Regions from separate parts of the Mus musculus genome. Here regions 2, 3 and 4 are each linked to region 1. A link is a loop called in an ENCODE intact Hi-C map of the cell type or tissue named here. Cell type or tissue: left cerebral cortex. All regions are shown on one strand.

Region 1 (8,000 bases):
AAGTTCCGCCACCTCTCTGAGCCTCCAGCATTGTAGCTGGAGGGGACCCTGGATAGCATCCTGACTGCTGGGCTGATGGGGAGGGAGGAGATGGGATGCAGAGGGTGGCTTGCTGGAACTTGTCGGAAGTACACGGAAGGCTGGCAGCCGAGCTCATTGTGTTCCTGGAGTGGGCAGGTGGGAAGGCCAAGGGGCGGGCGCCTGTTTAAAAATACCCACTGCAGCCTGGCACAGCAAGCCGGGAGGGGCAGGCCCTCTGCCCGCCCTCCAGATCCAGGAACGGCAAGGGTTACCATGAGCAGACACATTATACTCTGTCTCAGGAGAGCTCTTAGTCCAGCCGTCACCACCCTGAGCAGGCACCCTCATCCTCTCCAGAGACACAGAGATGCCAGAGTGTGGAGAGGTCACATCTCAGAAGCTAACTAACTCCGCCACTGCTGTGGACTTGGCTTTTGATTTCTAGTGAGTCCTTGTCCCTTGGAGTCCTAGTTATCTATCAAAGAGCACAGTTGGCCTCTCCCTGGCTGTCTCCCCCATCCATCAGAACAGAGAAGAGAGATCCTGGGAGCCATTCCTCACTCCCTTTATAATGGGGATACTGAGGCCATGGAGGGGCCTTGGATTGCCATCTCCTGCTTCTGGGCTTCTGGACCTTCCTCCCTGCCCCCAGCATGGCCTATACCAACTCCCCACCCCCACTCCAGGGCCCCAGTGGTCAAATTCCAGGGCTGCCATTGCCATGGCAACAACCAGCTCACAAGGCCTCTCCTCTGGGGTTTTCCACAAGGCCCTTGTCCAGGGAGGAGGCAGAAGGGCCTCCCACCCCTAGGGACTAGGGAGTCAGGAGAAGGCTGGGGAGGAGGTCAGGCCCAGCTGGTTTCTCGTTTGTTTTCCAAACAAGAAAATGGGAAAGGCCGTTAGGACTGCCAGCAGATAGTTGTCTGTTGAGGCACAGAGTGGGATGGACAGAGGTGACCATCTAGGCAGGGGCCTTGAGAGCCACAGAGAAAGCCTCCAACCTTACTTAGAGAATCACCCCCATAGAAAAACCCTAGACCAAACATTTTGGAATGGTAGGTGGGGGAAGATCCTCCCAACATCCCAGCCATTCTATTGGCCTTGGTAGTCTGAGCTGGTACCCAGACATTAGAGGGTCCAGCACATGTTGGCCCTTCCTCCATAGGGTAAGCTGTTCCCAGAGTACCAGTGGAGGGAGTGACTGAGCCCTTCAGTTCTGTGGGATGTGCAAGCAAGGACTGCCAGGGACTATTTTGGAGGAGGCTAAACTGGTCGTTCTTAGACATCTGCCTTTCAAGAGTCTCTTAGAGCCTTCTTCCTGATGTAACGATTCAGCCTTATTTATAACAGCCAGTATTTGTTGAGTGGCGTCTTGACTCCTGGTACTGTGCGAAATAAGTGCTTTCTAATCCCTGCATTATAGATGAGAAAAATCGAGGTACAGGTTGGTCTTCTGAGTCAGTCAGCCATCAAGAGTGTCCCTGGCTGTGTATTATTCTGTCCTGTTCCCATGCCCTAGGCCCCGCCTACCGTTGACATTCTGGTGGCTTCTTCCAGGTGTGTCCCTTTTCTCTCTGTCTTTATCTCTTTCTCTATCTTTATTTTTAGATGACATTGAGGCAATACAGTTTGTCGATAGGAGTGCCCTATGCTTTCATTTGATAATACAGTGGACTCCTTCTCTGTAACTTTTCAGAGGTCTTCCTAAGGGCCCATGACTCAGGAGCCCTCCCTTCCCTGTAGCTGGAGTTGACGCGGGCTGTGTAGGTAGAGTCCATGTGCGGAGAGCCCAGGCTGACACTCTCAGGCTAACCCCTGGCTGGAAGAAGCCCTCCTCCTGGCACTCTAGACAGATGTAAACTGTCCCAACTTTTCTACCCAGGGTCCCCTGGGGTGGAGTCCTGCCTGCTTGGCAGATCTTGCTTGGGTCGCCAGTGACACAAGGTAATAATAGGGCCCACCCAGGAGATTATTTTGAGGTTAAAGCCAACACCTGGGAGGTGCTTAGTCAGCAGAGAGTGGAATCCCTCCACAGATAGACCTGCTATTTTTAGATCTTTGCTGTCTTCCTGTCCTTGGGCTCTGTAAAGTTAAGTGATTTATCCAAAGTCCCAGCCACTTAGTGGTCAGTGGCTGCAGGAGGATTCGGGTCCAGCCCACTGCCTAGTCTTGAGAACCCAGCAAGTCACGACTTGCGCTGAGTCTCAGTGTTGTCACTGAGTTGATATGGAGTCTTAGGAGACTTAGTGCTGCGCTGTTCTGCATACTCCATGGTACCGAGTAGACAGCACTGCCACTTTCTGTTGACAGCTACAAGTCTGGAGACTCTGAAGACTCAAAGCCAAAGCTTCAGGAGTGGTCCTCTGAGCCGTCAGGATGCCTTCCTAGGGTGGACTTTGGTCCTGGGACGTGAAGCCACCCCACTGGCTGACACTGGCTGACCTCAGATGAGCATCTTCTGGGAGCTTCTCTGTTCAGCTCTAGGGCTGCTCACTAATTGATGGGGAAAGCACAGAAGAGCCTAGAAGCACAAGCTGCTGGTGGTCAGCAGAAATCACATCTGCCAGTGTGGCCCAGGCCTAGTGGTGGCCCTTGAGCCCCCACTGGGAAGGAAGCAGAGCAAACTGGCCTGGTGTGATGACAGAAACTTCTGTCAGGTCTGGGTTGAGCCCGACACACTAGGGTTGATGTAACCACTTGGTAACAGTATACCCTGGAGGGCACGGTCGGAGTAAGGTGAGGTCACAGTATATCCCAGCTACGTGGGTACTTCTGGCCAAGTGAAGAGACCCTAAAACCCTGAGGCCCTACCGGACTATGGTGGTACACGCCTTAATTCCCAGGAGGCTGAGGCAGGCAGAGCTCTGAGTTCGAGGCCAGCCTGGTCAACAGAGCTAGCTCCAGGACAGCCAGGGCTACACAGAGAAACCCTGTCTCTTTAAAACAAACAAACAAAAAAACAAACAAGCAAACAAACAAAAAACCCCTGAGGTCCTGAGACATTCTGTGCTGGGAAGTAATACCATTCGTCCAGCAGAAAGGAATGGCGCCCGCTGAGTGGTGGCAGCTGGCAGCGCACACCTTTTTCCTGACACTTGGAAGGCAGAGGCAAGCAGAACTCTGTGGGAACTGGTCTAGAAAGTGAGTTCCAGGATAGGACAGGGCTACACAGAGAAACCCTGTCTCCAAAAAACCCAAATCACAAAACAAAGAGAGAGAAGGGTGTTGGTGGTGGGGTCTGCCCTACTGCCCTTTCATTTTAGGAGGTTGATCATAGACACCCGTGGCCTCCTCGCTGTGCCTATTCATCCTGCGGACACTTGCTGTCTTTGTCTCTATTCACACCTGTGTGCTGACTGTATGCCCTGGGGAAACGGCTCTAGGCCTTAGTGGTGCCTCCTCTATCCTGGAGCTCCCAGATCTTGTTACTGCCCCCTGGTGCCCGAGGTAGCGTCCTCATAGGTCTGTAGCATAATAAAAAGGATGGACTGATTTGGGAGTCACAACGGGGCAGTTGGTGGGGCAGTTGGCGCCTGCCCTGGCCTGAGGTGAGGTTGGTGAGGGAGGAGATTTAAGGCTCCCTGGAAAAAGCAGAGAATAGATTAAATGGGACTTGACCCAGCCAAGGGCAAGGTGCGTGTGGGGATGGACCCCGTGCTGAGGGCTGGGAGGGCACAGCAGCAGGCGGAACTCGGCCACCTCATTTCCCGGGGCCTTTGGTGGCCTGAGCAGAAGGGTTTCTGGCATTGTCTAAGTGGGGAAGATGGCGTCTTTTGGCTGCGGGCTTTGAGAGTCCCTAGGATTTATACACAGCCCAGTCAGGCCCTGTCCTTTATTCCCTGGGGCACTGGCCTGGGGCCGGCTTGGCCTTTCCCAGGGTGCCTGGCCCAAGGCCCAATGAATCATCTTCCGCCCTACAGGCAAGACACCCCATCTCTATCAACAGTGTACAAATGGAGCCCCCCGCCCCCATGTGCCTGGTCTGAAGAAAGGAGGGAATTGGAGGGGCTGGAATCAAACCCTAGAAACTTCCGTTCCCACGACCCTTCACCCCAGCCTCCCTCCGTACTACCAAGATGGGTGGAGATGGTAGGGAGCCATTCTTTGTAGAACAGCCACTGAGCTGTAGATCTGGCATGTTCCAGGTAGGGAAATAGACACTGAGGAAAGGTATTTACAGCTACATGAAGGTAGGAGTTGAAGTTCAGACCATGTGGGGCCCCGGCCGGCCTGGGTAGCATTCTGAACATGGTTTGGATATTTGAATTTTTAGAGCTGTTAGGGAAAGTCTCCTGGAAGTCAACACATCCTGGGGTTCCAAGCCAAGGCAGGGCACAGTCCTGTGTGCAGGACTGGCAGGGATATCCTAGGAGCCCCTAAAATACAAACTTAGAATACAGATTTGTTAGCATTCTCCTCCAAGGTCTCACACTCAGTTATGCCTGGCTCCTGACCTGTAAAATGGTGGCTACGGGGGAGAAGTGGGCAGAGAGGTTGAGTTCAGAGTGGACTGGCTCATCCGATGCTTTTCACGTCTGCTGAGGTCCGACTTACCCTCCAGCCCCCATCTCCTACTTCTGTTATCTGGGATAAGGAACTTTTCTTTTGAAACCTAGAAGATTCAGCTGTATCCTCTTGAAACTGAAAGGGGTGGAGTGACAGAAAAAAACGAAAAGAAAAAAACCCCACATTAAAAAAAAAAAAATCATGCAGTTAAATTCAAACCACATGCCCTACAATCCCAGTCCTGCAGGCCTCTGCTGCCACCTAGCAGTGCTTGGTGGAAGTGCAGTCCTAGAGCCCCAGCTTCCTCACTTGGGCTTCATCAGCCATGCCTTTCTCCCAGTATGACCTCAGTCACCCTCTGGGAACCTAGTGGGGAATTTAGAACCCTCTTGAACTTTCCCACCTCCTTCATCTGTTTACAGAAGGGGAAACTAAGTCACAGAGCAGGAAGGCCAGCCAATAGGTACATGTTATGTACCCAGTGTATGTCTAGTTTATACTCATTCCTGTTTGGATTATTCTTGTAGTCCTGGGGCAGGCAGACATTGAGACCTCCCTTCTGTTTCCATCTATGTCTTAGCCATCCAGGGAAACGAATACAGCTGTCAGCCCCACTTCCTAATTCAGGGTGCCCCAGGTTTGGCCTGACTTCTTATTTATGTGCCCTGCAACTTAGTGAAGTCTTTCAGCTGCTGATACGCCATTTGCTTGGGGTTAGATCTTAGCCTAGGTCACCCCACTGAAGTTCTCAGTACACATCCTGTAGGAACCGGTGTCTTTCCTAGACCACGGTGCTCCTGGGAGGTCAGAGAGGTGCTCCTGGATTCTGTTACTGTCTTGGCAAAGTATAGATCTGTAGTGTGTTGAAGACTGGACTGGGGAGTTATCACAGGGCACTCAGGGACAGTGTGAGGCCTACATAGGGCTGTGGAGAGAAATTGTACCTCAGGTCCCCATCGAGGACCTCGCAGTGTATGCTCTACCCCAGGTCTGGGATGGGCCAGGAGTGTTGTGGTCAGGGATTTTCTTCTAGGCTGAGAGATGGGCCAGCCGGGTTTAGCCATCAGAAGACAGCCTGGAATCCAGCCAGGAGAGCGAGGGCTACCTCTTGCTTCTTTCACAGCCAATAGATCTCTGTTTTATTTTTTTACTACTGCCCCTGCTGGGGTCCCAACTTGACCCCTCTGGGCCAACAGATGAAATGTGGGTTCATGCAGAAATCAGCCTGGCTTCATTTCTCTGCCAGTAGAGCAAGAGCTCTAGGTCCAAGCACTGCCTCTTCCTGTCTGCAGGGCCCTGGCATCCTTGTCTGCCTCACTGGGCCTCTGTCTCCTTTTCACTGTGAGTTTCATGGTAGTCAGGTGGTGCCTGGGCTAGACTCGTTCCTCTCAGACTTAGCAGTTAATATTGATGTTTGGCTCGGGCCTCGTCTAAGCCGTTAGTTGGAACATCTATACATGGCATGTGGCCCGGGCTCCCTCCCAACATGTAGGCCGGGCTTTATGGCTATGCAGGCTGCCAGGCTTCATGGAGCAAGGTAGTCCCAGGTACTGGGAGGCTGAGTAGGAAAAGTTCAGGACCTGCCACAGCTAGTTCAAGGGTAAACTGGGCAGCTTAGTGAGACCCCTTATCAAAGTTAGAAATCTCTAGAGGAAGCCAGGTGTGGTGACTCGTGCTTTTAGTCCTAGCACTTGGTAAACAGAGTCAGAGGATTTTTGTAAATTACAGCCTAGCCAGGGCTACATAGTGAGACCATCTCTCAAAAATAAATGAGTGCCGGGCGTGGTGGAGCACACCTTTAATCCCAGCACTCGGGAGGCAGAGGCAGGCAGATTTCTAAGTTCAAGGCCAGCCTGGTCTACAAAGTGAGTTCCAGGACAGCCAGGGCTATACAGAGAAACCCTGTCTCGAAAAATCTAAATAAATAAATAAATAAATAAGCAGGGACTAGAGGTCTGGCCCGGCAGTTTAGCACTTGTTGCTCTTGCAGAGGACTTGGATATGGGTCCCAGCACCCACATAGTAGTCCACAACCATCCACAACTCTAGTTTCAGGGGATCCGGCACCTTCTTCTGGTAACCGAGAGCACCAAGTATGCATGCGGTGCACAAACATACATGCAGACACACACACACACACGAAATCTAAAACTTTTTAAATAAATTAAATAAAAACAAACAAAAGAACACCACAATGGTGGAGTGCTTGCATGACCCTGGGTTCAATCCCCGTCATCACTGGGACAAGCCAGAAGAGCAAGTTTTAGGTGTCCTGTGACTTCACTTCTGCTAGTGATCTGTGTCCAAGAGAGTAACAAAGGTCCATCCAGTCTGGAGAAGAGGGGCCCTGGACCTCATGCTGTGTGAGAAGAGTGTTTGCACCATGTTGGAGGAAGAGCCTACCAGATGGACAATGTTGTGGACACGAGCTTTGACAGATATCACCCGACACATCACCCCGGGGTGACTGTGAGGACAGGAGGCAGTCATGGAAAGGACGCAGTCCATGTGGAACCCACGGCAAATGCTTTGTAAGCGAGGGCTAGTGGTGTGTTGCTGGTTTCTGTTTGGGATTATTTTGAACGTAGCTGGTTTTGATCATTATTGAAAGACCCTTCAGTTTTTAACCTCTGCCTAGAACCCCATGGTTCGTTACAACATGGATTGCTGTGCAGTTGTGGCTACAGATAACTAAGGGGCCACACAGATGGGCCGTGCTTCATGTTGCTCCTAACCCCGTCTCCAGTTGCACACAGGACTCTGCCTCTGAAGCAGGAAGGCGCTTTAGCTCCTTAGGCCCCAGAGCTTTCCCTCCAAGCCCCAGAGCTCATCCTCCAGTGACAGCCCCACCCGGGGCAGCCAGTCCCCAGAGATCTCTGTGGCTTGGACATTTCCCTTCCAGCTGCCTGTGAGGCCTGGGAACTGAGAAACCTTAAGAGGCCTCTCCTTCCAGAAAGGAGGGTCTACTGATGGCAGGAAGTGATCTAGGGAACCAAGGGGAGTGGATGGGCAATGGAAAGGGTGGTAGGAAGCGGGGGCCCCAGGAAATGAAGTGTCTTCCCCAATCCACATACTAAGTAGCGTAGCGAGGATTTGAACCTGAAATACACAGCTCCATAGCCAGCCATCTTGGGCTCCATACCACGGAATCCTTTTGTAACTTTTGTCTCCTTGATGACGGAGCATCAGAGGTGGCAGCAGCCATTGGGAAGTAGATGGCCTATAGGCTGCGACTGTGTAGTACCAACTCCACTTTCATGGGTATGGGTGGGGCAGGAGAGCCAGACAGCACATCTGGGTTGGTAGTCCTTGATCCTGGCATGGCCCGTGGCAGCATTGTATTCATCTTCCAGAATGTTCCTGACTCAAGGGAACCTCTTTATATCATTGACTCGGAAAGAAGAGACCAGAGAAAGGTGACTCAGGCAGCCAGTGTGTCTCGGAAGTGCAGGAAGCTTGCAGGCTTGAAGGCA
Region 2 (8,000 bases), 470 kb before region 1:
CCTGGAACTGTCTGAGCAAACCAAGGGAAATCACAGCACCCTGGAAAAGCAGCTCAGAAAGTGACAAAGAGAGACTCTCGTCTTCCCAGCCCTCCCACCTGCCCAGCCCCGTAGCCAGAGCTGCCCCTCACTCACCCTCAGAGGCCTGCTGAATCCTGTCCTAGGCCTAAGAACTCCTAAGGCTCCAGCCAGGTAGACCAGTGTGTGCCAAGGTGTCCTGTGTCTGTCCCTAGAAGCCTGTGTGGGCTCTGGCTGTTCTTGTGGCCAGAAGCCCTATTGTCGTCTGTGTCTGAATCCTGTTCCCTTGTATATGTGAGCCCCAGGTATGTCTATGCACACCTATGGGTAGTGTCTCTGAATGTGTGTAAATGTGTATGTATCTGAATATAATCATAAATATGTCAGGGAGGGGAGGGAGAGAGAGAGAGATTGTGTGAGTATGTGTGTATGTGTGTATCCAGCTCTGGTCTTTGCTTCCTGCTCTCCGCCTCTCTTACCCCTTCCCCGCCCCCCTTCTGCCTAGGCCAACACACTTCCTGAAAACACTGAGAGAGAGAGAGAGAGAGAGAGAGAAAGAGAAACGTCACCCATAATCCCCTGGGACAGATACTTCCTCCCCGCCCCTCAGGCCACGCCAGCACCGTGCAAACTAAAATGGGGCAATTAGCCCTGTCAGCTGGTCCCCTGAGGCCTCACAGGGTATGTATCCAGGAAGCCCTGATTCTAGCTAGCCCTTATGGTGCATTTCCCATCCCAACCTGCTGAAGAGGCCCAAAGAAGCTGCAAAATAGGCTCCCTGAAGGGAAGAGTTTCTGCCCCAGCAACAGGTGATCAGGCTTCAGAAAGACCAAGGGATTGGCTGAGCGGCAAGGCATTCTGGGTCAGAGAAGGGAAACCTTGCAAGGTGTGACTCCAGCCAGTGGCTAGCCACTCTGGGCAAATACTTCCTTTTCCTCAAATACCTGTAGGTATCCAAGTACCAGAGGAGGAAGCTGAGACCCACAGAGAGTTGGAAGGGTCTGTGTGGAGTGATTCTAGGACCCTTGGTCAGAAATGTTTCCTCTGTGATCCAAAGAAGCAAGTCCTGAGGATTTTGTCTCTGACACCTGAAGCCGGGTGAACAGGGTCAGGAGGCAGGATCTGAACACTGGTTTCCCCTCTTGAGCGGAGTGGCTTTGGGCAAGTTTCCCCTCAGCCAGTTCATGGCCATGGGCTGAAATAACAATGTGACAGATGTAGAGGTGAAGTGGGGTCTTCAGGCTGCATGCCAGCCTGCTTCTAAAAGCCCCCAATCTGACTAGACAGGAAGGAGGGAACCCCCATCTTTCCTTGTTTTCTGGTTTGCTTACAGCTTTTCTGTGACCTAGAATCCTATCAGCTTCTTGCTTCCCACCATCTCTGCTGAAGGCACCCCCACCCCACAGGTGGGATGACACGAATTAAGGAGGAGTTAGATGATGAGCTCGGGGCCCCTTAGCTCAATGCCCAGGGTGGGCTGCTCACATCATCTGCAGACGCCCAAGCTCAGCACCCCAGTGTGAAAGCTCCTGGCCTCAGGGGCCTTTCGTCTCCATGACGTGTATAAAGGGCTATTAGGTACTGCTCGCCAGGCGTTGGGGATCCAATCGTAAAGGAAACTGACGAAGAACCCACAGCCCTAGGAGAGCTGACATTCTAACGGCTCTTGGCAGCATATGCACACACATATGTGCACAATGACTCACACTTTGACAGTACACAAACAATAAATGTGCCAATTCATTTACCCAAACAGCATCTGCACACTATTAACAACACAGCCTAGCACTGCAATCCCCATAGCAGCAATAAGCCACAGGCCCATGTATATGTCTGCTCAGCCCAAATGAGCCACATAGACAGGCCTGTCACCACTGAAATTGTACAGATCCCTGTACCTATTGGGATCCAGCATGGCCACCTGCAGAACCAGCACAAATATGCAAATACACAGACATGCTACCACCCAGACAGCTGGCCATATGTGCATATGTATACCTAGACATGTGGACAGACATGTGGACAGTCAAAACACCCACTCACATAAAATAAAAATTAAAACAACAACAACTAGGGGCTGGAGAGATGGCTCAGCGGTTAAGAGCACCGACTGCTCTTCCAGTGGTCCTGAGTTCAATTCCCAGAAACCACATGGTGGCTCACAACCATCTGCAATGTGATCTGACACCTTCTTCTGGTGTGTCTAAAGACAGTGACAGTGTACTCATATACATTAACTAAATACTACGAGCTGAAGACTGCAGATGACTCTTGATGTGTCATCCCCAGGAAAAAGATGTCAGGCCTGGCACCATTTTGCCCCAAGGGGATCAAAGATGCACCCTCTGCCTCCACGTCCACGGAGTCAACAAACTGCAGATCCAAATGTATGCGGCAAACCCACATGTGTCGTGAATACATGGAGAGCTTTTCCTTGTCCCTGTTCCCTAACAATCTAGTATGGTAGTTACCTACAGAGCATTTACAGCGCATCTGGCATTGTGAGTAACGTCCAGATGATTTGTAGCGCAAGAGATGGGGCTGGAAACACAGAGCAGTGGTGGAGAACTTGCCTAGCATAGGCATAGCCCTGAGCTTGATCCTAAAGCACAGAAAAACAAACAAACAAACAAACAAACACCAAAGCAAAAAAAAAAAAAAAAACCATGAAGAATGCACAGAGATTTCTTGCAAGTATTACACCATTTTATAATCCCCCCAGCCCCATGACTACTGAAGAACCCGATGTCTTAGAGGCCTTGACTCCCCATATCCTGGCCAAGTACCTGCATTCAGACTGTGAGAGTGGAACCTTGTATCCTGGGACTCAGGGCTTCGGATAAGATTTTTATTTACCCTAAGAGTTTCCTGAATAAGTACAAGTGTCAGGAGACCCACAGAGGGCCCAGATAAGTTAGAGAGGGCATCAGGTCCTGAGGGCAGAGGGCAGAGGCCAGAGGACATCAGGTCCTGGGGGGCAGAGGGCAGAAGACAGAGGGTGGAAACCCCATTCTTGTTTTCTTTTCCTGATTTGCTTATAGACCTTGGTCTATAGTCTAAAATTTTATCTCAGCTGAATTCTTCCCATTGTCTTCTTCTAAAGGCCTCTCCCTTCCTAAAACATCGCTGGAGGGTTACCCTGGTGAAGTGGAAACTTAATGGTTTCTTTGGAAAGTCAGTTGTGTCAGATGGTGTTTTGCTGGGGCAAACATGTGAAAGAGTGTTTTCCTGAGGCAGACACAGGTAAAAAGACGTTCTGCTAAAGCAAGGACGTGAAACGGTGCACGATGAAGGATTCTTCAATAACCACACGCGTGTATTCATCCACCTTACATCGCATTGTTGGACTTTGTTTGTCATGATTCCATAGAGAGAAACACACCAAAAAAACTTCTCGAGAGGTTCCCACGGCTTCTTGCCACTTCCACAGACGCAGGACAATTGACAGAGTGACGTCAGCAGATACAGACTCACGTGAAGTTTTGCTAAGACAGACTCACACGCTGAGACAAGACCCGTGGAAGACGCATGACTTTTGGGGGGAGTATAAAAAGGACCCAACGGACAGAGACAGGGGCTTCTTGATCTCTGCTTCACTGAGAAAGGCACAGCCAAGAATTTCTCCTGGCGGAGCAGTGGTGGCGCATGCCTTTAATCCCAGCACTTGGGAGGCAGAGGTAGTCAGATTTCTGAGTTCAAGGTCAGCCTGGTCTACAAAGTGAGTTCCAGGACAGCCAGGGCTATACAGAGAAACCCTGTCTTGAAAAAAAAAATGCCCCTGCCTTCTCTGATGGTCCTGGTCCCTCCTGCTGACTCATGCCAATTCAGCTGAGACCCGGCTGTCACTGCTAGGTCCTGCCACCGCTACTGATTCCTGTTTGCTAACCTGACACTACCAACTAGACTGCTAGTAAACTTGTAAAATGCTCAGGAGTCGATCGAGCTGCCACTGATGATCTCTGTGACCTGAACTACTGGTATCCTAACAATTCAAATGAGATTTGCTCCAAAAAAGAATTTCTAAACAGGTCCACTGCTCCCATATACTAATAACCTTTCTTTTCTATTACCTCTGGTGGATGGTGGACTTGAAAGGAGGTTAAAACATTTAAAATTAAGGTTAAAAAAAAATCAAAATCTACACCCTGGGTTAGGAGAAGGCAGGAGAAAAGGGATGTGGCATGGTAAATCCAGGGTATCTTGAATTCCAGCAACTCTGAGTCTTCTCTCTCTCTCTCTCTCTCTCTCTCTCTCTCTCTCTCTCTCTCTCTTCTGCACTCAGGAGAATGGCCACTAGAGGGTACAATAGCACTAAGAACCATGAATCTATACTGTGGAAACAGGGTCCCAAGGATCCAGGAAACAAAAAACATCTTGTGATTTCTTCCATCAATTACATCTCATAATTTCAGACCTGGCTTGGGCTAGAAGATCCTCTGACTCAATGCTACTCTCTAGATGGACAAAACCTCACAGGTTTTCTCCACAAAAGTGCACCCTGCCCCCACCTCCCATCACTCCCACACGCCTGCATGGATCCAGCTAGTCCTTCCCAAGCCTCAGGTTCCCAGCTAGAAATCAGAACACAATTCCCACCTTCCACAGAAGGCTTGCTGCAGACATCAATGAAATTCACCAACACCGTCCAGCAGTGACAAGGACAAGAGACCTCTGACAGCACATCCCTTCAAAACTCCAAAGGAGCCTGACTTTAGACGCTTCTCTGGCTGGCACCAGAGCAAACAGCCGAGAGCTGGGAGGAATGAGTAGTGGAGTGTCCATAGAAAGTGGGAAAAGTTCGGGGAAGCAAGGAGGAGACTAGCTGGAGAGAGGAGAAGGAATTCTGAAGAGGACCGACAGTAAGCAGGTTAAGCAGGCTGCCGCTCAGACAGGTCCTGGGATTTGGGTCCCCCCTATTGCTGGGATAGACACTCGCGACCCTGGTGGCTCCCCTGCTCTTTCTACACATATCTAGGTATCCTTAAGTCCTGGCTATCCTCCCGTCTGCCCCTTACCCAACTCTGCCCTGGCCTGGCCCTGCTCTCTTCTCTCTAAACCTGTGTCCCCACCAGCAGTCAGGGTCATTCCTCCAACCCTGGTTCCTCTGCATTCTAGGTCTTTCCACCCACCAGCCGTGATGTCACTCACCTGGCCTGTGGGTAGGGGGGTCCGGTTCGAGGAGGGACAGGAGGAACGCTGGGTTCTACCAAGTGTCTCTTGGCAGGCAGTGGGGGCAGCACAGGATCTGGGGCGGCTGTGGATGTCGGAGTGAAGCAGGCAGGTGGGAGGCAGCTCCTGCGGGGTGGGATAGGTGGAGCGGCAGGCAGACCCTCATCCTCTCCAGCTGTGGGCGGCGGCTCTGGTGGAGTGACGGGCACAGGTGGTGAACGGAAGATGTGTCGCTTCATCGGCACGGGCCGTGGGGCGGGGCGAGGCAGAGGGACTGGGGGTGCATGGGCGCGGTGAAGACCAGCCAGGATGCGGCGGCGGTGGCCGGGGAGGTGCATGCCCATGTCTAGCAGGCCAGCATCGCTGAGGCCTTGGCACTCGGTGGCCCACACCAGTCCGTGCTGCTCAAAGAGTGCCGTGTACTGCTCCAGGTGAAGTGCCCGCAGCCACTCAGCTACAGACAGTGCGGCATCGTAACCCTCTGCCATGGCTTCTGTCAGCAGAGGCCCAGGGCTAGGCTCAGACCTGGAACAGAAGGTCACAGGTGAGAGGCGCAGCAACCCGGGGAACATGGCCAACAGTGTCGCTCTGTGAGCTTCCACACTATGCTGGTTCGAATCCTGAATGTTATAATTTCAAAGGCAGAATTCCAACAGAACAAAATCTAAAGCCTAAATCCCAGAGACTACAATCCTGAAAGACAAAAGCCTTGAAAGCTGAAAACTGAAATACCCAGACCTGCTTATGCCATGAACTCAAAGTCTATTCTCTCGCTGTTAGTGGCTTTCATGTTTTGACCCTGGATTTTGCTATGTGCCTCTTTGGCTCTGGCCTTGAACTAGCCCTAAACTTACTACGTAGCCCAGGCTAGCCTGAACTTACATCAGTCCTCCTCCCTCAGGTTCCTGAGCACTGAGACGATAGGTGTGTGCCACAATGCCCAACCCCAGTTCTATTCTTGTAGATCTACACTGTGACTACATACCAGGCAAAGCTGAGCTGCCAGGCCTGACAGAATAACCCTCGTCTCCCTACTCTGTGAGTCCCTGTGTTTGTAGCATCTACTCAAGGTTTCTTCACATATCATCTCCTCTACAGCCATCACACCCCCTACCTACAGGCTCAGCTACTGCCATGAGAAATGGCATGGTCGGTACTAGGCAAGACACCCGTACTCACTCTTCTCTGCAAGACACAGGCCAGGGCCCAATCCCTGTGAGGCACCTATCCCCAGGTGAGGGCCAGGTTTGGAGGCTCAGTGAGCACATGTGGGATGGAAGGCCACACTGCTGGCCTCCATGTCCCTTAAGTGGAGTGCCTGGGGGGAGGGGGGAAGACCCCTCGGAAAGGAGCCCCTGAAGGTTCCAGGCCACACAGCCTCTGGATCCTGGCCTTCTGTGCAATCCCCTCCCCTACCACCAAGACAGAGTTAAAAAACAAGCAAACAAACAAACAAACACATTAATTTGTTCATCCATTCGTTCATTGACTCAGTCATCAAAGCAGCCTGGCACTGGACAATGAGAACTCTCCCTCACACCAGGCACTGGACAGTGGGAACTCTCCCTCACACCAGGCACTGAGCAGTGGGAACTCACCCTCACACCAGGCACTGAGCAGTGGGAACTCTCCCTCACACCAGGCACTGGACAGTGGGAACTCACCCTCACACCAGGCACTGGACAGTGGGAACTCTCCCTCACACCAGGCACTGGACAGTGGGAACACTTCCTCACACCAGGCACTGGACAGTGGGAACTCACCCTCACACCAGGCACTGGACAGTGGGAACTCTCCCTCACACCAGGCACTGAGCAGTGGGAACTCACCCTCACACCAGGCACTGAGCAGTGGGAACTCTCCCTCACACCAGGCACTGAACAGTGGGAACTCACCCTCACACCAGGCACTGAGCAGTGGGAACTCTCACCCTCACACCAGGCACTGGACAGTGGGAACTCACCCGCACACCAGGCACTGGACAGTGGGAACTCTCCCTCACACCAGGCACTGAGCAGTGGGAACTCTCCCTCACACCAGGCACTGAGCAGTGGGAACTCACCCTCACACCAGGCACTGGACAGTGGGAACTCACCCTCACACCAGGCACTGAGCAGTGGGAACTCACCCTCACACCAGGCACTGAGCAGTGGGAACTCTCACCCTCACACCAGGCACTGGACAGTGGGAACTCTCCCTCACACCAGGCACTGAGCAGTGGGAACTCTCCCTCACACCAGGCACTGAGCAGTGGGAACTCACCCTCACACCAGGCACTGAGCAGTGGGAACTCACCCTCACACCAGGCACTGGACAGTGGGAACTCTCCCTCACACCAGGCACTGAGCAGTGGGAACTCACCCTCATATCAAGAACTTGAGAGCCTCTTTCTGCTGAGAGTCCAAGGAAGACAGGAAGAGGCAACTAAGAGATCCAAAGAGTGAAGGCTCTTGGTCATCCCCACAGCACTGAGGAGGTGATGGTAGGGTTCAGCACTGAGCTAACTTAACAGACTTAAACAAACCTCATATAACCTCAAACTACGAGAAAAGTCCAATTGCAGGGGCATGGAGACATGGCTTAGAGGTCAGGAGCACTCGCTGCTCCTCCAGAGGACCAGCAACCATGTTGGATGGCTTACAACCACCTGTAACTTTAGTCCCCCAGGGATCCAGTGCCCTCTTCTGGCCTCTGAAGGAACCTGCATACATGTGGCACACATACCAACAAGCAGGAACACACACATATGCACATAATTAAAAATAAAATCTGAAAAACATTCCCATTACAGTGAGGAACAAGACAGTGATTTT
Region 3 (8,000 bases), 140 kb before region 1:
TTGTACATGTAACCCCATGCACATTAATACTGAGCACAAGTTTGTTTGTTTGTTTGTTTTAATGTAATAGTATTTCTCAGCAGTTAGGGACTTAAAAAGACTGGGTGTAGCTCAGTTGGTCGAATGCTTACCTAGGATGCACAAAGCCCGGGATCCCAGCCCTTCATAAATCTAGGTTGGTGGTCCATTCATGAAACCTCTGCACTCCAGAAATAGAGGCAGGGGTTCAAGGTCATTATCAACTGTATAGAAAGTTCGGGACCACCCTGGGCTACTTAAGATCCTATCTGAAAAACAAAGCAAGGAGGATGCCAAAGTTCAGGTCCTCAGAAACCTTCAGATGCTCAGTGGCTGTAGTGGCCCACCTGTAACTCCAGTTCCAGAAGGCAGAGACAGGAAATCCCCAGAGCAGGCTGACTAGCAAGATTAGCCAGACTGGTGAGCTTTGCCTCTGACTGAGAGACTCTGCCTCAATGAACATGGTTGAAGAGCAATTGAAGATGACATCAGTTTCCACATGAACACACACATTCTCTCTCTCTCTCTCTCTCTCTCTCTCTCTCTCTCTCTCTCTCACACACACACACACACACACACACACACACACACAAAACACACCATAATTTGTGGAAACGTTGAATAATGTACCTGGATACCTGGGTGTGCCTTGCCCACATACATTGGCTATAAACATGTAGCTGAGGCTAGCCTTGAACTTTTGGCTCTCCTGCCTTTCCCTTCAAGTGTTGGGATTTTAGGATGGAGTTTGTGTGGTGTTGGGGAGTGAAGGCCAGGCTCTGTGCATGTTGGAAAGCTATTCTGCCATAGGAGCTTTATAGCCCTTCTGTTCTGTTTTTGTTTTGAGTCAGGGTCTTGCTATGTAGCCCAGATTAGCCTCATTCTTGCCTAGATCCTCCTACCTCAGCCTTTTGAGGGATGACGTAACAAGCATTGATCACCACACCAGGCTAAAATGAAACTTTCTTCCTAGGGAAAGGTAAACTATGTGGCCTGTCTTTGGAGCAACATGGCAGTTCCTCTGACAAGCACAGAGGTTCCATACACTTAGAAACTTCAGCCCAGCACTCTGGAGGCTACACAGTGAGACCACCGTTTCAAATCAAAACAAAAAGTTTAGAAACTCCACTGCTTAAGTATACATCCAAGCAGGGTAATTAGCATAAATTAGCATAAAACTGTGGTTGAACAGTGGTCAGAATACTATCCAAACAGATAAATAAAAAGTTCAGTGACTAAGAGCACTGGTTTTCTTCCAGAGGACCCAGGTTCAATTCTCAGCTCCTATATAGTGGCTCAGCCATCTATAACTGCAGTTCCAGGGAACTACAGATGCAGGCATCAGGATTACAAGAGGCATAAGATGTACATGCATAACAAAACACCCACACACATAAAATAAAATAGAGAATTTAATTTAAAAAATTTAAATACAGACAGTGAAACTGGGTTTCACATACCCATTATCCTAGCACTCAGGAAGCTGAGGCAGGAGGATTGCATATCTGAAGCCAGTCTGAGCTTCCCAACATATTTCATAAGATACACTGATAAATCCTGGCTCAAAAGACCAAGAACTGGGAATGAAACTCTGGTAGAATGCTTGTACAGTATGTTCAAGGCCTTGGCTCCCTCCCCAGGGTAGCCCTCAAAAAGCAAATGTCAAACAAGGCAGGGATGTAGCTCAGTGCAGTAAAGTGCTTGCCCAGCTCGCAGGGAGCTCTGCTTCAATTACCCACATCAGATAATGCCAGACATAGTGATGCATGCTTTCGATCCCAGCAGGCAAGGAGGTGCAGGCAAGAGGACCATCCTTGACTACATAGTGAATTCAAGGTCTAGACTCAAAAGATCCTATCTCCCTGCCTACACACTGAGTGCTAGTTAGTCATAGAAAAGAATGAAACACTGCTATTTCTGGCTTATCTGTGACCTAGATGAAACCTGAAAGCATTACACTAAGTAGAAACAGCATGGTTCTGTTTCTGATTATGGGAAGAATCCAGACTAGGCAAGTCCATACAGAGACAAGGAAGTCTGAGGATGTGGGGTGGGGTAGGGGAATAGAAGAGTGGCTGTATATTAATGGACATGCACTTTTGTTGACGAAGATGAAAATATTATAAACTGCTTGTGGTGCCGGTTGGAGAATATTGGGGAACATACTACATATCATTAACACATACACTTCATCATTTCTACTATTATTATCCAGTACAATGATAGTAATAGAAATCTTTCTAGAGACAAGATTTCACCGTGTATCACAGGATGGCCTCCAAGTAATTATATAGCATAGGCTACCATCAAACTTGTGGCAATCCTCCTGCCTCAGCCCTGTGACCACCATACCTGGTTTAAATTGTATACGCCACATGAACAAATTATATGGCATATAGATGCATATCAATAAAACACACATATATGAATAAGTAAATGTAATTAAAATACTTTTAAAAAACAATTTCAGTATTAAACCCTGTGCTAGCATTTTAATGTCTCTAAACACTTTCCTTTGCACAGCTGTGCATAATTAACTTAGACTCTATCAGTGGAGTTTGATGCTTTCTATTTGTTCCTTTGTTTCAAAACATTTCAAGCACAAGGGAAATGAACAGCATAAGGAGCCCCTACACCCATCTCCTACGTCAACAGTGACTAGCACGACTCTTGCTTCTAAAGCACTGATTCAATAAACATTCTTGGGCAGAAATTTTTGCCCCCATTGTATACTGAATTCAGCTCAGCTTAAATCACTTCCTCAAACCCTTACAATGGCTTTACAAATGGTGTGATGATTCAGACCTGGCTTTGCCCTTGAGGAGCTCCTAGTCTGGTGTGGGAGAGAGACACTGCATTGGAGTGACCAGTAGGGACAGAGGCTGTGTAACGGGAAAGAGCAGGGCCCTATTACCCAGGAGGGTCCTAGTGTGGACGAATTGCCCCCATCCTGGAAGACTAACAGCTTCCCCAGCTCTGCGTTTCTTCCTTTACGCCACATGGTGGCGCCAAAGTCATCTTTCCACCTTTGGCAGCTTAGTGAAGGCTCTCTCGGAAACACTCTCAGAAGGACTGTTCAGTGTCTCTTCTTTGAGTGACCCTGTCTGGTGATGGTCTTCTCGTAGCCCCAGACTTCTCATGTGGTATATGAAGAAGATAGATGTAGTGAATTCTCTGGCATCTGGACTCCCGAGGAGAGTCAGCTCTCTGCAGGAGGCCAGAGGCTCCACTGCCCAGCACATGCTTAAAGAGGACTCAAGGATTCACAGGGGTCTCTATTCTGTCCCAGGAGAAGCTAATGGCCTCTCTGCCCTTTTCACTTTTTACAGAGGTCTATAGGAGTGGCTTTTTATTCTAGCAACACGCATCTATGTAAGGCATGCGGGGGTGGGGGTGGGGGTGGGGGGTCGGGGGTGGGGATCCACCTCCTGAAGCTGCCCCTCAGGAGTTACCAAGTGAGGACAGTTTAAGGGACATATTCTTGATACAGCGGCAAAGTTATGACTGTAGGTGGAGGAAGTGAACATGAGTCACTAGAGACTTCCAGAGGCCAGGCCGGATGTAAGTCCCCAAGGGCATTCGCCTATTGGGCACTAGAAGGATGCTTCTCATATAGCTGAGGGCATTTTGACAAAGAAGAAGGTGGAGTAGGGTATGGGAGGTGGGATGGGGTGTGGGAGGTGGAGGGTGTTTACTTTCCAGAGGGCTTTTGTGGTAAACTAGCTGGCTGCCTCTTCACCCTGGGCCAAGAGGGAAGGGCCAGGGGTGGGATAAGGGGTGTGGCAGAGCCAGACTCCGAGTATCTGTCAGGGTCTGCTTCCCAGGGGCCTTTCTGGGCTGTGACCCTAATACCTCTCCTTGGTCCTCTCCAGAGGACCCTTAACTTAACCCCGTGAGCCAGCCAGGGTACAAGTCACTAGGGGAAGGCAAGGCCAGCCCACACATCCTGAGGGCCTACTGTGTGCCAGGCAGGCCTGGAGTGGAACCCTTCTCTAAACCGAGTTTCTTCCTCATTTCACAGAGAAGGAAGTAGGAAGGAGCTGGCCAGCCGAGGGAGGCCTCAAGCCGGGATGTGTCATCCTCCCTTTCTCCACTCTCCAAGCTTGTTTTCTGAATCACCGTGCATGCGTGACCCTTCCTCATCCTCCCAGGCCTCGCCTCTGCTTCCCTTGTGCATTCCCCAAGGCCACCAAGCTGCGCTGTGCTCTCAAGGTCACGTTCACAAGATGGGTGTGCTGATGGACATTGGTACAAGTGTATATCCCAGCCCTGTCTGCTGCTGATCTGCTCTGTGACCTTGAGCAAGTCGCTCGAAGAGCTCTGAGCTTCAGTTTTGTCTATTCATTGGTGTTGTTAAGAGAATCAAATAAGATACTAAGTATAGTTGAACTTTGTGGCACATGTCTATAATCCAGCACTCAGGAGACCAAGGTGAGAGGATTGTGGGATCTTGCCTGACAAAACCAAAAACCATATCAAAAGAAAGAAAGAGAGAGAGAGAGAGAGAGAGAGAGAGAGAGAGAGAGAGAGAGAGAGAAGGAAAGATGTGTAACATTTTTAATACCTCATCCTGGTATGGTGTTCAATAAAGGTTAGGTTTTGTTAATTTTTCTCCCTTTTTTTCTTCATCACCTTCTTCTTCTTCTTCTTCTTCTTCTTCTTCTTCTTCTTCTTCTTCTTCTTCTTCTTCTTCTTCTTCTTCTTCTTCTTCCTTCTTCTTCTTCTTCTTCTTCTTCTTCTTCTTCTTCTTCTTCTTCTTCTTCTTCTTCTTCTTCTTCTTCTTCTCCTCCTTCTCTTCCTCCTCCTCCTCTTCTTCTTCCTCATCATTGTTGTTTTGTTTTGTCTAGGTTTTGTTGTTGTTGTTGTTTTGCAAGACAGGGTTTCTCAGGGTAGCCCTGGCTGTCCTGGGTGTGTGTGGCAGTGATTGTAAACATGTGCTTTCATGCCTAGCAGAACCTGCACTTCCACAAGCCCCTCCAGCAGTCAGGCAGAGAAGGGAGCAGGTGGAGCTGCTACCCTGGGTAGAGGAAAGGCCCTGACTTTGGGGCTGGTCACTGGTGTCTCCAACCTACTCCCAGGAGACACTTATCTACTCTCGGATCCTCCTACACCCTTGGGAGTTGGTACTAAGGTTTGAGGTTATCTAATTCAGCCTTGAGAGGACTGGTCAGTCCCCTTAACCCTGTCTCAGGAAGACATAAATAGCGATGCTCCTCCCTGGTACCTCCCCAAGCTCTGAAAGGCTGGCGGCTGGAACCCAACTCAAAGCCCAAGGAGCTGGCCAGGGTCCCTCTTGTCCCTCAAGCTCTTTGACCTGTGCCTATAGGAATTTGTGACTCTTGGCACCCAGCATGGTGACAAGTCCCTGCTGAAGCCTTGGCTGGTCTCTCCACTTGAGCTGGGTGAGGACGCCATTCCTGGCACTGTGGGAGTCTACAGCTGGGGCCAGTCCCTGCTCCCTTTGCCTTGGAGCTAATTTTAGGGCCTCCTAGTCCATGCCTCAGCTCAGCCTGGGTCCGTTCCCAGCCTCTCAGCAGTGAGGTCAGTTGGGGTCTCAGAGGATTGAGAAGGCCAGACCCGGCTTTGGCTCAAGAGGTGAAATTAGAATCCTCGTCCTCTGTCCAGCCTCTCCCACCACTGCTTGGGAAGTCACCCTCAGAGCTAACTGGCAGGATGTGACGAGAGCCATCTTTTTCCAGCCAGGGACATGCTCAACTTCTCTGCAAAGAGACAAATGAAACGCTGTTAGAAAGTTACCAGAGATCAGAGAGGTCGGAGCAACGATCCCTGGGAGAACTGATGCCTCCATTCTTCATCTGCCAATCATGCCCGAGAGCCAATCATGGCCGAGCTAGCACTAAAACTCAGGCCTCCCCAGTTGGACTTTACATCCTATGACCTGTGGATGACAGCGCGGAATGAGAGAGAGGGGAAGGGCCTTTTCAGGGGTCCCCCAAATGCCAGCTCAATGAGCAGTTTTTTTCATTCTTTCTTAGGATTCTTTTTGTGACAGTGTAGCCCAGACTGATCTTGAACTCACTATGTAGCCACGAATGACCCTAAACCTTGATCCTTCTGTTCCTACCTCCTGAATAGGTGCGTACCATCATGCCTTGCTTTGTAAGAGGAGTGTATGTATGGAGATTGGGAGGTACAGGGCTCATATAACCCATGGGTGTCACCAATTCTCTATGTAGCAGAAGCCGGCTTTGAACTCCTGATCTTCCTGACTCTGCTCTCAAGTGCTGGGTTTATAGGGGTGAATATGCTCGGTTATATGAAGTGCTAGGGCCGAGTCCAGGGCTTTTTGTGCCTGCATTCTACCTAACAAGATACATTCTCAGCACTTCTGTCTTTTGGGGGGAGAGGTTATTACTCTGTAGCCGAGGCTAGCCTTTGAACTTGCTACAATTCTCCTGCACCAGCCTCCTGAGTGCTAGACCTTGTACGTGTTAGGTAACTGCTACATCTCCAGCCCTCTCCTATGAAATAGGTATAAGGACACACGATCCCAAGATGTATGGGAGGGGCAAAGGGGGTGAGAGGAGTTTAAAGACTGTTGGGGACTCGGCATACAGTATGCCCACCCAGGGGATAGGGTCCCTGTCTGCTGGGGCCCTCCTTGTCAAACCTCAAGCTTGCCCCTCCCCGAACCCCAACCTTCCCCACCCTGCTCCCTCAGGACTGTGTTGCCTAGCAACAGTAACTGGTCTTGAGGACAACCTAAGCAGAGGGCAAGGGGCTGCAAGCAGGGGTCAGGAGGAAGCTATAGCTGCTCCCCCACCTGTCACCAGCCTTTGCCCCTTCTGTCCCTGAACTGTTACTCCTGGGTCCTTCCCACCTCCTCAGCTCTTCCTGTTGCTCTCAGTTGGCTCTCTCCAGGAGGGCTGACTGAGCAGGATGCTAACTGGCAGGCAGGCAGCCAGCCAGCCAATGAGCTGCCGTTGAATCTTCTGGAGATGTCTCTCTCCTAGTAGCCAAGGAACCCCTGAAACACTAGACTGGAAACCTTGTGTCTGAATCCCCAACCTCACATCTGTCTGCATCACCCAAGCCAGATGGGTCTCTCTCTGAGTCTCAGCTGCCTCATCCCTGTTCATTCTGGTTCATTCCCTGACGTCTCCTATGGGCTGTGCCTGCCCTCTGAACCTGATGGTGCCCAGGCTCTGACTGCAGGTGGGCATATGAACGGTCTGTGTGTATTTGGCTGGCGCTCAAGAAATACTTAGTGATCTATCTTAAATTGTTTTGAGCCAAACAACTGTAACCACCCTGACAAAAATGAAGATATTTTAAAGAGACTTTGGGACTTTTCTCTGTGGCTATCGTGATAATGGTCCCCAAGACTTTAGAATTTTCCCAGGACTCTTCATGCTGGGAGAAGGAAAATCATGAGATCTAGTGCCTCCCAAGGAGAGATTTCACAACTTGTTAGACCACCATGTAGGAAGGACAGAGTAGATCCCAAGCAATGATAGGCAGGAGCTCACCTTGACCAGAACTTCTTAGCTCTGTATACCCACAGCCCTCTGTGTAAGTCTCAACCTCATGTCAGGACCCTGGGGATCAGCTTGGGCTTCATGGGGCCTCTTGGCTCATCTTTTGATTATGGATCCATTAAATGAAACTTCTTTCTCGGCTCTTCACTAATACTTGCTTGTTTAACTGTCCTGTTGAGGGTAGAAGGCTGATCTCATTTATGAAAAACCATTGGGAATACACACACACACACAGACACATACACACACACACACAGACACACACACACACAGACACACACACACACACACACACACAGACACACACACACACACACACACACACACACACACACACACACCTTTTTACTCAGTTCACTCCCAAAGAGGACTCTCCAGATGGTGGAAAATGGAGGAATCTAAAGATAAACAGAGAGGCATCGTGGAGCAGGTACTATCTTGAGCCGGGGCTGACAATGGCAGATTGCTCCATAGCCATTGGAT
Region 4 (8,000 bases), 58 kb before region 1:
GGGGTCACTGGGCTACTGGCTGCTGCTCAAGCTACTCCAGTCACCACACAGTCCCCCCCCCCAGGTGACCCTCCCTACCCCCCCAGGAAACCCTTCCCACCTTTCCAAGTGTGTCTGATACCCGTTCTCCCTCACTTCCTGCTGTGTCCTGCGGCAAGAATGGTGTGGTTTCAGGGCCAGCTCAGGGGTCCCTTCTGGGTTATGTCAAAGACTCCACAGGACAAGGCCCTCTCCCTGGAAACCTTGACTGCCTCTCACCATGGCCCCCTCTCCATTTGTCACAGCTGACGCTGACCTCACCAGAGGGCTAGAAAGTAAGGACGCCAAAAGAGAACCCCAAAGAAGAAAGAACAGTTCTAGCCCCCGGACTCCATTCAGAGGCCCCTGAAGCTCTTGTGCGTCCTTTAGTTCTTCCCTTAACCCCAATTCAATGCCATGTGGGTGCTCCTCACCCTATCATTCCTGCCTCAGTGGCCAGGGACTCCACCCCCAACCCCAGGACCTCAGACAGGAGGAGAAAAGCCCTTCCATCCCATAGTCCACTCAACAGCCTTGTTCCCAAAAAGCCTCTGTGCTCTGGAGTCCTCCCTCGCCTAAGGCAAAGCTGAAAGGGAGCCACAGTGTTTCCCCAAAACAGCGCTCTGATCCTCATGGGACAGACAGGCTGCAGCCTCATGGAACACGCAGACCTACAGAGCTTGGAAAGGCAGCTTTCTCTGGATGTTCTTCAGAGTGTCCTTTGGCTCAAGGTCAGAAACTTCTACCCCACCTCAATAGCCCTGAGCATGGAAGCTTCGCCTAACACAAACATCCCTGATAGTGTATTACTTGTGGGAGACTTTATATGGATGACCAGGAAATGTCACAACCTTGTCTTTTTAGTATGCCTTGTGGTGGTTGGTCTCTTTGCTTCCCTTTCCCTCCCTCTTTCCTTCCCTCTCTTCCCCATTTCCATTCTGTCTGTCTGTCTTTCTCCATCTATCTCTTGCAGCCGGAGCTCACTAATGCGTAACTGATTATGTTGCTCTCCTCAGTGCACATAGAACGTGAAGCAGGATTATCCTAGTGTTGGCTCCACCCAATCAGGCAAATATTTGTCTCCTTTTTACCTGGGGTGGCGGGGCTTGGGGGTGAGGAGGTGCGGTGAAGAGCCATAAATCCTTTCTGCTTTTTCTCTTTCACTTTGGCTCCTAGGATGCTTGGCCACCATGTTAGTCTGGGTATCTGCCCCTGACAAGACCATGTGGTACACGTGACCATTGTCTGAGCCATCCAGCTCTTGCTAGGCAGAGGAGTGGAGAAATCAAAGCACACAAAGAATAACTCTTCTGAGAAAGTCCGCTGGATTTTTGGGCTTTCTCCCTTTCTCTGTTGTCTCTTCAGCCTCTTGAATCGAGAGACACTGCTCCAATGGCCAGGGTGTGTGCCGTGTCAAAAGCGTTGTGTTCAAATCCTTGATCTGCTACTATGGTACTCTAAGAGTGTCAGGCTCAGAACAGTGAAGGGTAGCACTGAACCTCCCTTGGCTAGTGTGGGAGGGCTAACTGGCCCCGTCTCAGGGCTCAGAACGAACAGTTCCTGGCACATCCTAAGCTCTGTCCTGGGAGAGCCGGTGGGGAGGCTCTGGTTCTGTCTGGAGTATTCGGTAACTGACTCCTCTCTGATGTTGGAGATGCCTTCTCGTTAGTTAGGGCGGGGCTTCAGCCTGCTGCACTGGTGCTTCCCATGATGCCCCAAGGTGCAAAGTTCACGCTTTTAGCTCACTAAAGTTGAGCTGATCTGTGGCCAGGTTCATCCAGTAGATCCAGAAGGAGGCAGAGGAGCTTGGGCTAGTGCCTGTGACCTCATGCCCGCCCTGCGTTCCCCAGAGGCTGGATCCTGAGCTGAGCTGTAGACCAGTACCATCAGCCTTTCTTTGTACAGCCTTTGTGTCTCCATATTTAGTCCAGAATGGACCTCAGCCTCCATAGTGTTGGGAATTCTGCGTGCACCAGGCGTAACTGTCCTGGTGAGTTCCCACGTGATTCTCCTGTCTTTGCCACCCATATTGCTGCAACAGTGTTGGGATTTCAAGTGCATTCCAGTGTATGAGGCTTCTCGCTCAGGTTCTGACTCAGGTCCAGGACGTGTGGTGGCTGTTTCTGCTCTCTGAACTTTCTCCCCAGGCCTAGCACATTACCACGAGCCAGCGGCTGAGCGGTTCTGTCAAAAGCTATCTTCTGAAGAACTTTTGCTTGTTTTCTCTGTGCGGTCTGACCCGGGCCTTTCTAAGAATGAGCCCACCACACCACTAAGTGGCCTTAAGTGATCTGTATCCATGGGAAACCTCGTGACCTGTCTGTGAGGGAACAGAAGTCTAGCAGCCTTTGGAGAAATCGGGATCATCTCTTTCCTGGTTCTGCAAGAGCCTTGCACCATCTTGCTGCTAAACTAAGCTTAAACCCTGCATGGGCTCTGCTGGACATGAGTGCATAGGTATGTTATTGTGTGTGTGTGTGTGTGTGTTGTAGATCTGTGTACTAAGTCTGAATATGATGGGCATACTTCAGTAGGGGTTACACCACGGGTGGACATGGGCTACCTGCTCTTCTTCTGGGTATCTGTACTTTCCTAAGATGGCAAACAGCAGCCCCAGGATCCTAGTGGGATGGGTTGAAGGAGCTCTGTGGCTCAGCCAGAGCGCCCCCTACCCCCAGTCTGAGAACAGCACCCAGCTTACTAGCCAAGAGCTTGAAGTGACACTAACGCCCAGGGAGGCCACATCTCCTACAGAACCCAACCAGGCCTCTCCTATTCCAGACAGAACGGAGAATGGTGTTGACTCTCTCACATCTTGAGGGTGGCAAGGAGCCATCGGATAAGGGCCTTGGGACCTAGAATATACAAGAGACCATCCCTACCCGTGGCTCCTTCTCAATCCTCAGTGGGCAGGGAGAGCTCTCATCTATTGCTGCAGGAAGCACAGTTCTGCAAGGGGTAAATATACCCAAGGAAGGCCAGAAGGAAGGCAGTGAGCTTGATCCAGCAGTGGTCACCAGGGACAGGGCTCTCAGGGTAGCCTGGCTGTGTGGGAGTGTCTGACTTATTGTAGGTGGCTCGAGGCAGAGAGGTCATTGTAGAAGAAGGCTCAGTGCCCATTGCTTTTGGGCCACTAAAGGTCTGAGGATAGTGGGGCTTTTGGCCCTTCCAGAGAAGCCCACACCCAGGGCTGATCTGGCAGAGCCTGCTTAATCCCCTAAGCCTTCCTCCTCTTCTTATGCAACTGCTTTTGTTCTGGGGAAAGTCGAGGAGCCTGTGGTGGCTGCCACCTTACAAATCTCCTATGGCATCTGAGCTGCCCTGGAATTGCGGGCCTGGGAAAACACTGCTGTGGACTGGGAATTCTGGGGTACCCTGGAGTGAGGTATGTAGACAGCACAGCAAAGGCACAGATGCACACAAGCACTGTACCCCACAATGTAGAGGTGAACGCACTCCCTGACCAGCCCGCAAGTGTGCGTGCCCAGCATTCCTCCAGGTTGACTGCCACGTCCTCTCGCCTGGGAGCTGACCCTCTGGATACTTTGCCCCCCCCCCCCACTGCAGTATTCCTTTTCAGGATTTTCCCTACACAGGGACAGAGGGATCTTCCTGTCAGTGGCCTGCTATTGGGTGGGAGTAGCGACTTCTTTGTTTTCTATGAAGTCACACTTACTTCTTATCAAGAGAATGGGCCTGCTGCCAGGGGCCCTGAGAGATCAGGGTCTCAGGATGTGAGGAACGTGTGATACCCTCTGTTATCTTGGTCTGCACATTGCCTTTTAGTTACTGTGATGACCATTCATGGTACCACCAAGATGTGGGTGCCTTCATTTATTATCATCATCATCATCATCACCACCATCATCATCATCACCACCACCACCACCATCATCATCATCACCCCACCATCATCATCATCATCATCATCATCATTCTTACTACTGCAGCTGCTACTATTACTATTGCTATTACTACTACATCTTACAGATAGGAGAACTGAGATCCAGAGAGGGACAGACACTGGTTAAGGTCACACAGCAAATTCAAGCAGAGTTAACCAGTGCCATCTTATCCTTGGGCTAAGGGAAAATGCTTTCTGCCTCTGGGGCTTAGAGTATGAAAAATGGGCTTGGTTGGGAGCCTAGGGGATGGGGCAGGCTAGGACCACCAAGCAAGCTTTGTGTAGGGAATCTTGATCTTCCTACACCTGGAGCTGTGTTAGCTCCCTCACACAACTCCACTGTGAGGCTCTTCTTTCATGTATACATGCCAGGGAAGAGGACCAAGGGACAAGACACCTCTGCCTTGTCTTGGAACCCAGGCAAGGCCCCAGAGCCACCCCTCTGCTGGGGTAGGTCAGAGGGTGTATTTCCTCTTCTGGCCTGCAGAGGGCTTGCAGGCCAGGCTCTGGGCACAAATCAAAGCATTGGCGTTCCGAACTGAAGCAGGGCCCAGGAGCCTGCCTGGCCTTAGCTCCTGGCCTGCTTCCATCCTGTAGGGCTTGAGGTACGGTCTCCTCCAGGCTGGGTGGACTTCTCCAGAGAGAGACAGAAAGTGGTACAGGAAACGGAGACCTAGTAAATCCTAGTTCAGTCCACTTGAGGAGACCCTAACTCTACTCAACACACCTCTCTTGATTTTTCTCTAAAGCTCTCACCTCCGATCAGAGACTTTGCTCTGCACTCTCACTCCTAGTAAATGACACCAGACGAGGAGAAAGGGGATAGGGGATAATCCGATTGACAGGGAGGGGCTGTCCGGGCCAGTCAAGTACCCAGGCAGAGCTATCCATTGCCTTCTGCTGGTCCTGCCCAAGCCCCAGGATGGATGGAGGTTAGGGAGGAAGAGTCACCCCTGTTCTGCCCTTCTTCCAAGCCACCCTCTTTCTGAGGAGCCATTCTTGGTCCCTGGAGAGTGGTGTCTGGACATGCATGGTTGGAGTCACAGACAACAGATTCCTTAATCTTGGGGTCTGGGTCTCTCTTAATGAGCCTTCCAGGCACTGCTGAGAAACCAGGGTAATTGTTCCCTGTGGCAGTAATGAGCAGGAGCCAGGCTCTGTCCAAACTTGAGAGAGGCCAGGAGGGGAGCTGGTGTGTAGCTAGGAGCCTCCCTGTGCCCAGCCCTGGGCCTTGAGTGCTCCCTCCTTCCATCTTCCCAGGAACCCTCAGGCTAAACTGATGGTCCGACGGTCCCCATCGCTAGGCTGAGTGGGCAGAGCTAGGGGTGACTTGCTCCTAGTCCGGCAGTGGCTGACTCAGCCTTGTGCCAGACACTTGAGCAAGATCTCCAGATTGAGGCCTGAGAGACAGTGTCACTTCCCCTCCTGGTAGTCCCAGTTACCTCATCTGCCACCTCCCAGACTCCTGCACTCTGGGGCACAAGAACTGCCTGGTGGCAGGGGCTGCTTCGGGAGTCTAGCTTGCTCCAGTTCTCATGGCTTGCAGGCGGTTGCTGTGTCAGAGGGAGTTTTCAGGTAAGGGTGCTTCCCTCCTCCAGTGTTTGCCCGCTGTGCACACCATTGCAGTCCCGGGCTGGGTGCAGAAGGCTGAGCAGGTGTGGGTGGGTGTGGGGCCTTCTCCCTTCCTCTTATTTCCTCTACCAAGTTCTGCCCAGAACTAGGCTGCACAACACCGGGGGACAAGGCACAGAGGCCTGGAGTGGAGGAGGCAAGGAAATGGGGACCTGACTGTGTCTTGGGTGGGGAGGTGGAATACTGAGGCAGAGGTCAGAGTTTGACTTCTGAATGAAACATGACATTTTTTCCCCTTTCTGGGCCTCAACTTCTTACCTGTGAGTTCAAGTAGCTGAGCATGTGCCTGAGTATTGTCTATGCTAGATGATATAGCATATAAATGTGTTTAATCCCAGCAGAGGTAGGCAATCTCTGTGAGTTCAAGACTAGCCTCTTCTGCATAGTGCATCTCTTGTGTGTTGCAGGTCAGAAAGATCCTATCTCAAAAAAAAAAAAAAAAAAACCCAAAACTCTGTGTGTGTCAAATTTTAGAGAGTAAAGAGGGTCCCTTGGGGAGGGGCTGGGCGGGACTCTCAGAGCTGCTCAGGCGCCTTGGCAGGAACTAGCAGGAAGGATGCTAAAATACAATGTAGCCTGAGGTTAACTCCACTGGGAAAACGGATTCCCTGAGTCCAGGCACTGCTTGTTAAGGGGAAGAAAAGCAGAGTAATTGGATGTATCTGGGAGCAGGGCTAAATCCTTCTGAGGGTTTCTGTTCACATTTGCCTCTGCTGATCCTGACGGAGGAAAGGCAGGCAGGCGCCCCATATTTGGTACTGCTACCTCCGGAACGTACGAAGCTAGCTTTGTACCTGGCGCAGCCTTCCCAGCGCTAGGATTACATGCATGTACCAAGTGCTATGCCTTCCATGGTGCATCTGCATGTGTGTGCAAGACAAAGGTGTGGATGTGTAGTTCGTGAGTGTGTGTAGCTCCAGTGCCAGTGGGAGTTTCTACTGCTGAGACTCCATTTGGCTAGGATGAAGCTCAGCTTGTTGCAAAGCATGTCTGAAGCCCTGGGCTGGATCCTCAGCACTACAAGATACTGGGCATGGCAGTGAGTATCTGTCATGCCCCTACTCAGGATGTAGAAGCAGGAGGATCAGAAATTCAAGGTCATCCTCAGCTACGTAATGAGTTCAAGGCCAGCCTGGAGAAATTTTTTTCTTTCCTTCTTTCTTTTTTTCTTTTCTCTTCTCTTCTCTTCTCTTCTCTTCTCTTCTCTTCTCTTCTCTTCTCTTCTTTCTTTCTTTTTTTCTTTTTTTGGTATATCCTTACTATTTGTTAGTTTACCAGGAAGAGTTGGGGGGTCATAGTCTAGAAACTAACACTAACTATTATCTCTAGCCTGTCCTCTTGCCTCACCCTGGAACTGTTCCTACAGACTTCACTGGGGGGTGGGGGTCCCTATAGGACTGTCTTCAGTGCTGAGAATCTGCCTGGCTCCTCTATGCCACCACCCTCCCTCTGAGTCTCAGAGCTGGCTGGGAACCTCAGTTGTCCCATTGAATCTTTGTGATATTCCAATGTCTTCTGGAGATGCTACTAGTATTCCATTTTACAGACAGGGAGATGGAGGTCTGTGAGGAGAAGTGCCTATCTCAGAATTCATGGAATTCAGCCTGCTGGTGGCAATACTAGACTTCAGTTCCTAAGACCTAACTCGGTTTTCACTGTGGCAGCCTGGCTAATGTGCTGGCTGTCTGGCTGAGTGAACACCTCAATGAAGGAGCAAACAACTCCTTTGATGCAAAGCTGAAAGTGTGTGACTGGGGAGATTGCTCAGAGGTTAAAGTGTTTGCCTTGTAAGTGTAAGGATGGGGGTTCAGATCCCTAGAATCCATGTGAGTGAGGTGGGTCATCTATAATGCCAGAGCACAGGAGGTGAGAACAGGAACAAGCCAGCTAGCTGTGCTACCAAGGTCTGGGCTCAACTGAGCCCATATCAATGAATAAAGTGGAGAGAGCTTGAGGAAGATGCTAGATGCCAAACTCAGGCTTCTGCACACTTGTGCAGCACACACCCAAGTGTCCCCATACATGTGAACATACATGTACATACATTATACAAAAATACACTTGAGGGCTGGCGAGATGGCTTAGTGGTTAAGAGCACCGACTGCTCTTCCGAAGGTCCCGAGTTCAAATCCCAGCAACCACATGGTGGCTCACAACCATCCATAACGAAATCTGATGCCCTCTTCTGGAGTGTCTGAAGACAGCTACAGTGTACTTACATATAATAAATAAATAAATCTTTAAAAAAAAAATACACTTGAGAAAATTGGAAAGTAAAAGAAATCGTGCCCATTAATTTACTGAGTACCCAGGAGGCTGCAAGTGTCTCGGGAAGTACGTTCAGCCAGGATGAGCTGCACACGGGAGAAAATAAGGCATCGCTTTGGCTTAGGCAGGATGGTCACGGGTGCAAAGCCAGCCTGGGCTCCACAGTGAGTTCAAAGCC

What was found. A loop is a pair of places that touch in the nucleus more often than their neighbours do. Peaks named below come from ENCODE experiments on the same cell type or tissue, not always from the same donor. Only the 100,000 strongest peaks of a DNase experiment are listed, where the experiment ranks them.
Region 2: a loop joins it to region 1, with 2.4 times the contacts of the local background. A loop is called at or near these places in 2 of 42 quality-filtered maps.
Region 3: a loop joins it to region 1, with 7 times the contacts of the local background. A loop is called at or near these places in 14 of 42 quality-filtered maps.
Region 4: a loop joins it to region 1, with 5 times the contacts of the local background. A loop is called at or near these places in 7 of 42 quality-filtered maps.

Annotation. Positions count from the first base shown.
Region 1 is chr7:100,904,204-100,912,203 of GRCm38, reverse strand. The region is part of intron 1 of Arhgef17 (Rho guanine nucleotide exchange factor (GEF) 17); the gene reads left to right. Among named protein-coding and RNA genes, the nearest start is that of Arhgef17, 24 kb to the left of the region's middle. In left cerebral cortex, CTCF peaks have their summits at 3,467 (motif pointing left) and 4,796; DNase peaks (open chromatin) are centred at 38, 822, 3,437 and 4,796; H3K27ac peaks cover 1,614 bases.
Region 2 is chr7:101,370,668-101,378,667 of GRCm38, reverse strand. Arap1 (ArfGAP with RhoGAP domain, ankyrin repeat and PH domain 1) reads right to left here. Exons shown (of 34, transcript NM_001040111.1): 3 at 5,167-5,712. The coding sequence starts at 5,675. Among named protein-coding and RNA genes, the nearest start is that of Gm35219, 20 kb to the right of the region's middle. In left cerebral cortex, a CTCF peak has its summit at 4,320 (motif pointing right); DNase peaks (open chromatin) are centred at 604, 767 and 4,330; H3K27ac peaks cover 324 bases.
Region 3 is chr7:101,047,021-101,055,020 of GRCm38, reverse strand. No RefSeq gene overlaps it. Among named protein-coding and RNA genes, the nearest start is that of P2ry2, 39 kb to the right of the region's middle. In left cerebral cortex, a CTCF peak has its summit at 3,017 (motif pointing right); DNase peaks (open chromatin) are centred at 1,861 and 3,044.
Region 4 is chr7:100,961,716-100,969,715 of GRCm38, reverse strand. P2ry6 (pyrimidinergic receptor P2Y, G-protein coupled, 6) reads left to right here and starts at 5,350. Exons shown (of 3, transcript NM_183168.2): 1 at 5,350-5,497. In left cerebral cortex, CTCF peaks have their summits at 2,714 and 4,397 (motif pointing right); a DNase peak (open chromatin) is centred at 5,287.